Linked DNA regions of Homo sapiens: region 1 is linked to region 2. A link is a loop called in an ENCODE intact Hi-C map of the cell type or tissue named here. Cell type or tissue: mammary epithelial cell. All regions are shown on one strand. Links, peaks and the distances in the headings refer to the core of each region. The heading gives the core; the rest is flanking DNA. Region 1 has its middle 6.8 kb from the start of TMEM216. Region 2 overlaps LOC124902678 (a long non-coding RNA gene).

Region 1 (2,913 bases), core at 293-2,792, 200 kb after region 2:
GAAGTACCCAAGGAAGGGCAAACTCAGTAGGGTCCCCACCCCCAAGGCAGGGGTTCAGACTTCACTGCATGCCACTCACTGGGCAGTGTGAAGTTCACTGATTAGCCCAGGCCAGAGCTGTTTCACAGTTGCCAGGCAAGAAACAACCCTCCAGGCCAAAAGCAAGCTAAGGCTGGTAGGCAGGTGCTTAGAGCACATGGGGACACCACCTGCCCAGAGCACATAGCAACACCACCTGCCCAGAGCACATAGCACCCGCATTGGGAGGCCCCTAGGAAACAACCTTCCAGGTCGCAGGTGAGCCCCAGCTGTCAGACAGATGCATCAAAAGAGCTGGAATGCCCCATGTGCTTGGAGTGCATGGTGTCCACACAGGATATGGAGGATGGGAATCAACCCTCTGGGATGCAGAAGAACTCAGATTGGTGAGCAGACGCACAGAGGAAGTTGGGGCACAGCCTTGACCGCACGTTGTCCATGCCTGGAGGGCTTTGGGGAAAACCATCCATGGCATAGGTAAGCCAAGACTAGGGGGCAGGTGCACAGAGTTAGGGAGCTGCCCCAGGTGGAAGGCCTGGAGTAAGCGGCAACCATGACAAGGAGTCCACAGCAAGTTGGTCACGGGGCCTAGACCAGATCGGCAAAGTTGCCAAGGGAGTGCCGGCTTTGGGTGTGCAGCTGGAGTGGAACACCAGCAGATCTCCCAAGGCGTGCCCTGCTGATGGACGATGGAGCAAGGCCCCTAGCTGGAGTGCACTGGAACCAGAAGACAAGCCCTTTCCTTCCTGCAATGTCCTTCTAGCGTCCTCTGCTGACAAAGCCTAACATTGTACTCATTGTAGGGAGAAATGCTTCGAGTCTAGTTATCGCTTAACAGACACCGAAGGGTAGGTAAATAATGAAGCTGAGAGGCAAAAAATAGGTAACTGGCAGAAACCATTCTTCCAGCTACTCCACTACCATATGCACTCTTTACACAAATTTTGAACTCCCTTAGTAGCTACATTCCTACTAACAAGATATCTCCTCTCTAAAAGTGAAGTTCTCAGCCTTCCCCCAAATGATAAGACACACAGTCCAAACAGTCACTGTATCCATAGCTGGCTAGATTACTCCACAGATTTGTCGTGATCCCTATTACCTAAAAACTATTACCTAAAAACTATTACCTGTGTCTATTACCTAAAAACTAGATTGTAAAGTTGACCTCCAACAATTTGCACATAAAATAACAAAGGGAGGCAAAAGACATGGTCAGTACATACAAATAAACACATGCATGTAAGAAGCAAAGAAGAATATGCATCGCTGCTACAGTCCTCGTTTTTGTAACTGATCATTTTTGTAACTAATCACGGTCATAGTTGACATCCATGGTTTCCTTAGAAAAATCCGAAGGCTGCACACTGGAACCCGGGAGAGCCTCTTTGTTTCTGCAATAGCCCTCTAGTGCCCTCTGCTGACAAAGCTTAACACTGTACTCACTGTACGGGATAAATGCTTAGCGTCGATCCGGTTATCATGGAACAGAACAGGTACTGAGAGTGAATCTGGAGCTGAGGCAGTGTTGATAACTGCCATACTAGGAAACCACTAAATATTCAGAAATTAAATAAGGCTGGGCACGGTGGTTCACGCCTATACCATGTCACTCGAGCTCAGGAATTCCAGACCAGCTTGGGCAACATGGCAAAACCCCACCTCTACTAAAAATACAAAAATTAGCCAGGCGTGGTGGCACGCACCTGTAGCCCCAGTTACTCGGGAGGCTGATGCATGAGAATAGCTTGAGCCTGCAAGGCACAGGTGGCAGTGAGCTGAGATCGCACCATTGCACCGCAGCGTGGGCAACAGAGAGTCTGTCTTAAAATAAATAAAATAAAATAAAATAAAATAAAATAAAATAAAATAAAATAAAATAAAATAATAAATAAAATAAAATACACTTATAAATAGCCCATGGGTCAAAGAAGAAATCATAAGGGAAATTAGAAAACACTTTGAACCCAGCTGGGCGCAGTGGCTCATGCCTGTAGTCCCAGCACTTTGGGAGGCTGAGGCGGGTAGATCACTTGAGGTTAGGAGTTCAAGATCAGCCTGGGGGCAACATGGTGAAACCTCATCTCCACTAAAAATACAAAAATTATCTGGGTGTGGTGGCACACACCTGCAATCTCAGCTACTTGGGAGGCTAAGACAGGAGAATTCCTTTGAACCCAGGAGGTGGAGGCTGCAGTGAGCTGAGATCGCACCACTGCACTCCAGCCTGGGCAACAGAGTCAGACTCTGTCTCAAAAAACAAAAACAAAAACAAAACAAAACAAAACAAAAAACCTAAAGAAAGTAAGAAGAAGGAAATTATAAAGAGCAGAAATTTGTAAAATAGAAAACAAATTTTATACGATGAAGAAAAAGAAAGTCGAAAGCTGTTTTTAAAAAAATTAATAAGGCTGGGCACGGTGGCTCACACCTGCAATCCTAGCACTTTGGGAGGCCGAGGCGAGTGGATCATGAGGTCAGGAGTTCGAGACCAGCCTGGCCAACATGGTGAAACCCCATCTCTACTAAAAATACAAAAATTAGCCGGGCGCAGTGGTGGGCGCCTGTAATCCTAGCTACTCGGGAGGCTGAAGCAGGAGAACTGCTTGAACCCAGGAGGCGGAGGCTGCAGTGAGCCGAGATCACACCACTGCACTCTAGCCTGGGTGACAGAGCAAGACTCTGTCTCAAAAAAATAAAATAATAATAATAATAATAATAAGAAACCAGGCATGGTGGCTGATGCTTGTAATCCTAGCACTTTGGGAGGTCGAGGCAGGTGGACTGCCTGAGCTCACCAGTTCGAGACCAGCCTGGGCAACATGACAAAACCCTGTCTCTACTAAAAATACAAAAAAAAAAAGCCGGGAGCAG
Region 2 (2,913 bases), core at 326-2,825:
GTTCTATCTCACCCTCCGGAGTAGCTGGGCCTACAGGCACGTGCCACCACGTCTGGCTAATTTTTTTGTGATTTTTTTTGTAGAAACGATGTCTCATCATGTTGCCCAGGCTGGTCTTGAACTCATAGGCTCAAGCAATCGTTCTGCCTCAGCCTCCCAAAGTGCTGGGATTACGAGTGTGAGTCACCACACCTGACCTTTCCTAAAAAATATTTTTAATTTGTTTTTTTCTGCAGCCATCTTAAGTCACATGACCCCAGTCTTGCTGAGCGCACATCAATGTTAGACTTTCTGCATGTGAACAGTGTGACATTGCCCATGTAAGCAAATGTCCTTGGAGACACACACTAAAGATTTAGGAGCAAAGGATCATGATGTCTGCAAGTAGCCAGGCATGCGGGGCCCAGAGCCTTTCTGCCCGAGTTCAAACCCCAGCACTGATATGTACGAGTCACGTGACCTTGGAAAAGTTTGTTTCTGGGCCTCAGCGTCCTAATCTGTAAACTTGGGATAAGAATAGTCCCTTCTAGTCATGGGTAAGGGCAAGAGTAGGTATGCTAATGCATGTGGGTTTCTTCCTGGGGTACTGGAAATGTTCTGAGATTAAATCACGGTGATGCTTTTACAACTCCGTAAACATGAAAAAGACCACTGAACTGTACACTTCAGATGGGCAAATTTATGATATGCGAGACACACCTCAATAAAGCTGTTAAACTTTATAAACAACAACAAAAAATCACAGGGAAGAACAGTTTCTGCCTTCTAGGACTACAGTGAGGACTCAATGAATTTAACATATAAAACATTTAGAACATGCCTGTCACCTCGTAGCATGAGCTATTTCTATTTTATTTTATTTATTTATTTATTTTGAAGCGGAGTCTCGCTCTGTCGCCCAGGCTGGAGTGCAGTGGCTCGATCTTGGCTCACTGCAAGCTCCGCCTCCCGGGTTCACGCCATTCTCCTGCCTCAGCCTCCCGAGTAGCTGGGACTACAGGCGGCCACCACCACGCCCGGCTAATTTTTTATATTTTTTAGTAGAGACAGGGTTTCACCGTGTTAGCCAGGATGGTCTCCATCTCCTGACCTCGTGATTCGCCCGCCTCAGCCTCCCGAAGTGCTGGGATTACAGGCGTGAGCCACTGCGCCCAGCCGAGCTATTTCTATTTTAAACACCAGACAAAGACCAAAAGGTTAACAGTTAGCCAAAGGATTTAACACTCATTCTATCCAAAAGGCAACTGTATGGACAATTTTTTTCTCTCCTTATACTTTTCTGAGTTTCTTCCGTGATTGCTTTTAAGATGGTGGGAAAGCTAAGCATTATTCTATAAAAGAGAGGGAAAGACCCCCAATAGAGAGGAGGCTATATCTTTGCTGGGGTTGCCTGGGTTCCTGCTGGAGTGAATTATTCCCCAGAGAAAAAAGGCCATCAGGAAGCCTACTGTCAGTGGAGGACTGACGCCTAGTGGCCAAGGCGGATATTACATGCATACATGTGGTGGTCTTAGACCCGCCCATTGGTTCCATCTACTTAAACAGTTACTTAGCGACATGAAACCACTGTAATATGAACTCTCCTACCTTTAGACCTGCGAATCCCATTTTGAGAAATACATCTCACATAAGTAAATATATGTTTATTATTATTAGTTATAAAATATATATTAGCTACAAAGATTTTCCCAGGGACTCTATTACCAGTGAAAGATGGAAGGCACCCCAGATTCTAAGAGCAGGGAAATTATCAATAGGAAAGAATCTGCTCCTGGCTCTTTTTCTTTTGTTTATTTATTTTTTTTGAGACAGGGCCTTGCTGTGTCGCCTAGGCCGGAGTGCAGTCCGCGATCTCGGCTCACTGCAACCTCTGGCTCCCGTGTTCAGGAGATTCTTCTGCCTCAGCCTCCTAAGTAGTTGGGACTACAGGCACGCACCACCATGCCTGGCTAATTTTTGTTTTTTTGTTTTGTTTTGTTTTTTTGAGACGGAGTCTTGCACTGTCGCCTGGGCTGGAGTGCAGTGGCGTGATCTCCATCTCAGCTCATTGCAACCTCTGCCTCCCAGGTTTAAGCGACTCTCCTGCCTCAGCCTCCCAAGTAGCTGGGATTACAGGCACCCACCACCATGCCCAGCTAATTTTTTGTATTTTTAATAGAGATGGGGTTTCACTATGTTGGCCAGGTTGGTCTCAAACTCCTGACCTCGTGATAAGCCTGCCTTGGCCTCCCAAAGTGCTGGGATTACAGGTGTGAGCCACCATTCCCGGCCTGCTCCTTGCTCTTAAAGTGATGAGCGTGGACTACATCTGCCCATCTGTCTAAAGAAAAGCACAGACCATTTTTACAAATACACAATTTTGATATATTGCAAAAATGTTTGTGCAGAACAGAATGCAATGAAAAATTAGCTGCCTGAGTTTTTATTACAAAGGTTATATGAACTATAGAATACAGTTTTACAATAAATATATTTCCTAAAGAAAGTCTACAATTAATATTATCTTCTAAATAAATATTATGACTTTTAAATGTTTCCAATGGTTAGACACATATATTTGGCTATTTAAAAATATTTCCCAGGTAGACAATGTTTTACTTTAAGGCCTGTTCATTTACTTTTTAAAGTTTTTAAATTTGTTTCTTGTTGAGACAGGGTCTCACTTGTTGCCCAGGCTGCAGTGCAGTTGCACGGTTCACTGCAGCCACAACCTCCTGGACTCAAGCCACCCTTCCACCTCAGCCTCCCAAGAACCTGGAACTACAGGCACACACCACCATGCCCCATTAATTTTTAAATTTTTTGTAGAGATGGGGGTCTCGCTATGTGTCCCAAGTTGGTCTAGAACTCCTGGGCTTAAGCAATCCTCCCACCTTGGCCTCTCAAAGTGCTGGGATTACAGGAGTGAGCCAC

What was found. Peaks named below come from ENCODE experiments on the same cell type or tissue, not always from the same donor. Only the 100,000 strongest peaks of a DNase experiment are listed, where the experiment ranks them.
Region 1: a loop joins it to region 2, with 9 times the contacts of the local background. A loop is called at or near these places in 4 of 110 quality-filtered maps.

Annotation. Positions count from the first base shown.
Region 1 is chr11:61,384,298-61,387,210 of GRCh38, forward strand. No RefSeq gene overlaps it. Among named protein-coding and RNA genes, the nearest start is that of TMEM216, 6.8 kb to the right of the region's middle. RefSeq lists a silencer at 1,367-1,526. In mammary epithelial cell, for the core only: CTCF peaks have their summits at 806 (motif pointing left) and 1,454 (motif pointing left); a DNase peak (open chromatin) is centred at 1,455.
Region 2 is chr11:61,186,261-61,189,173 of GRCh38, forward strand. The region is part of intron 2 of LOC124902678 (a long non-coding RNA gene); the gene reads left to right. Among named protein-coding and RNA genes, the nearest start is that of PGA3, 16 kb to the right of the region's middle. In mammary epithelial cell, for the core only: a CTCF peak has its summit at 1,468 (motif pointing left); no DNase peak of the experiment used is centred there.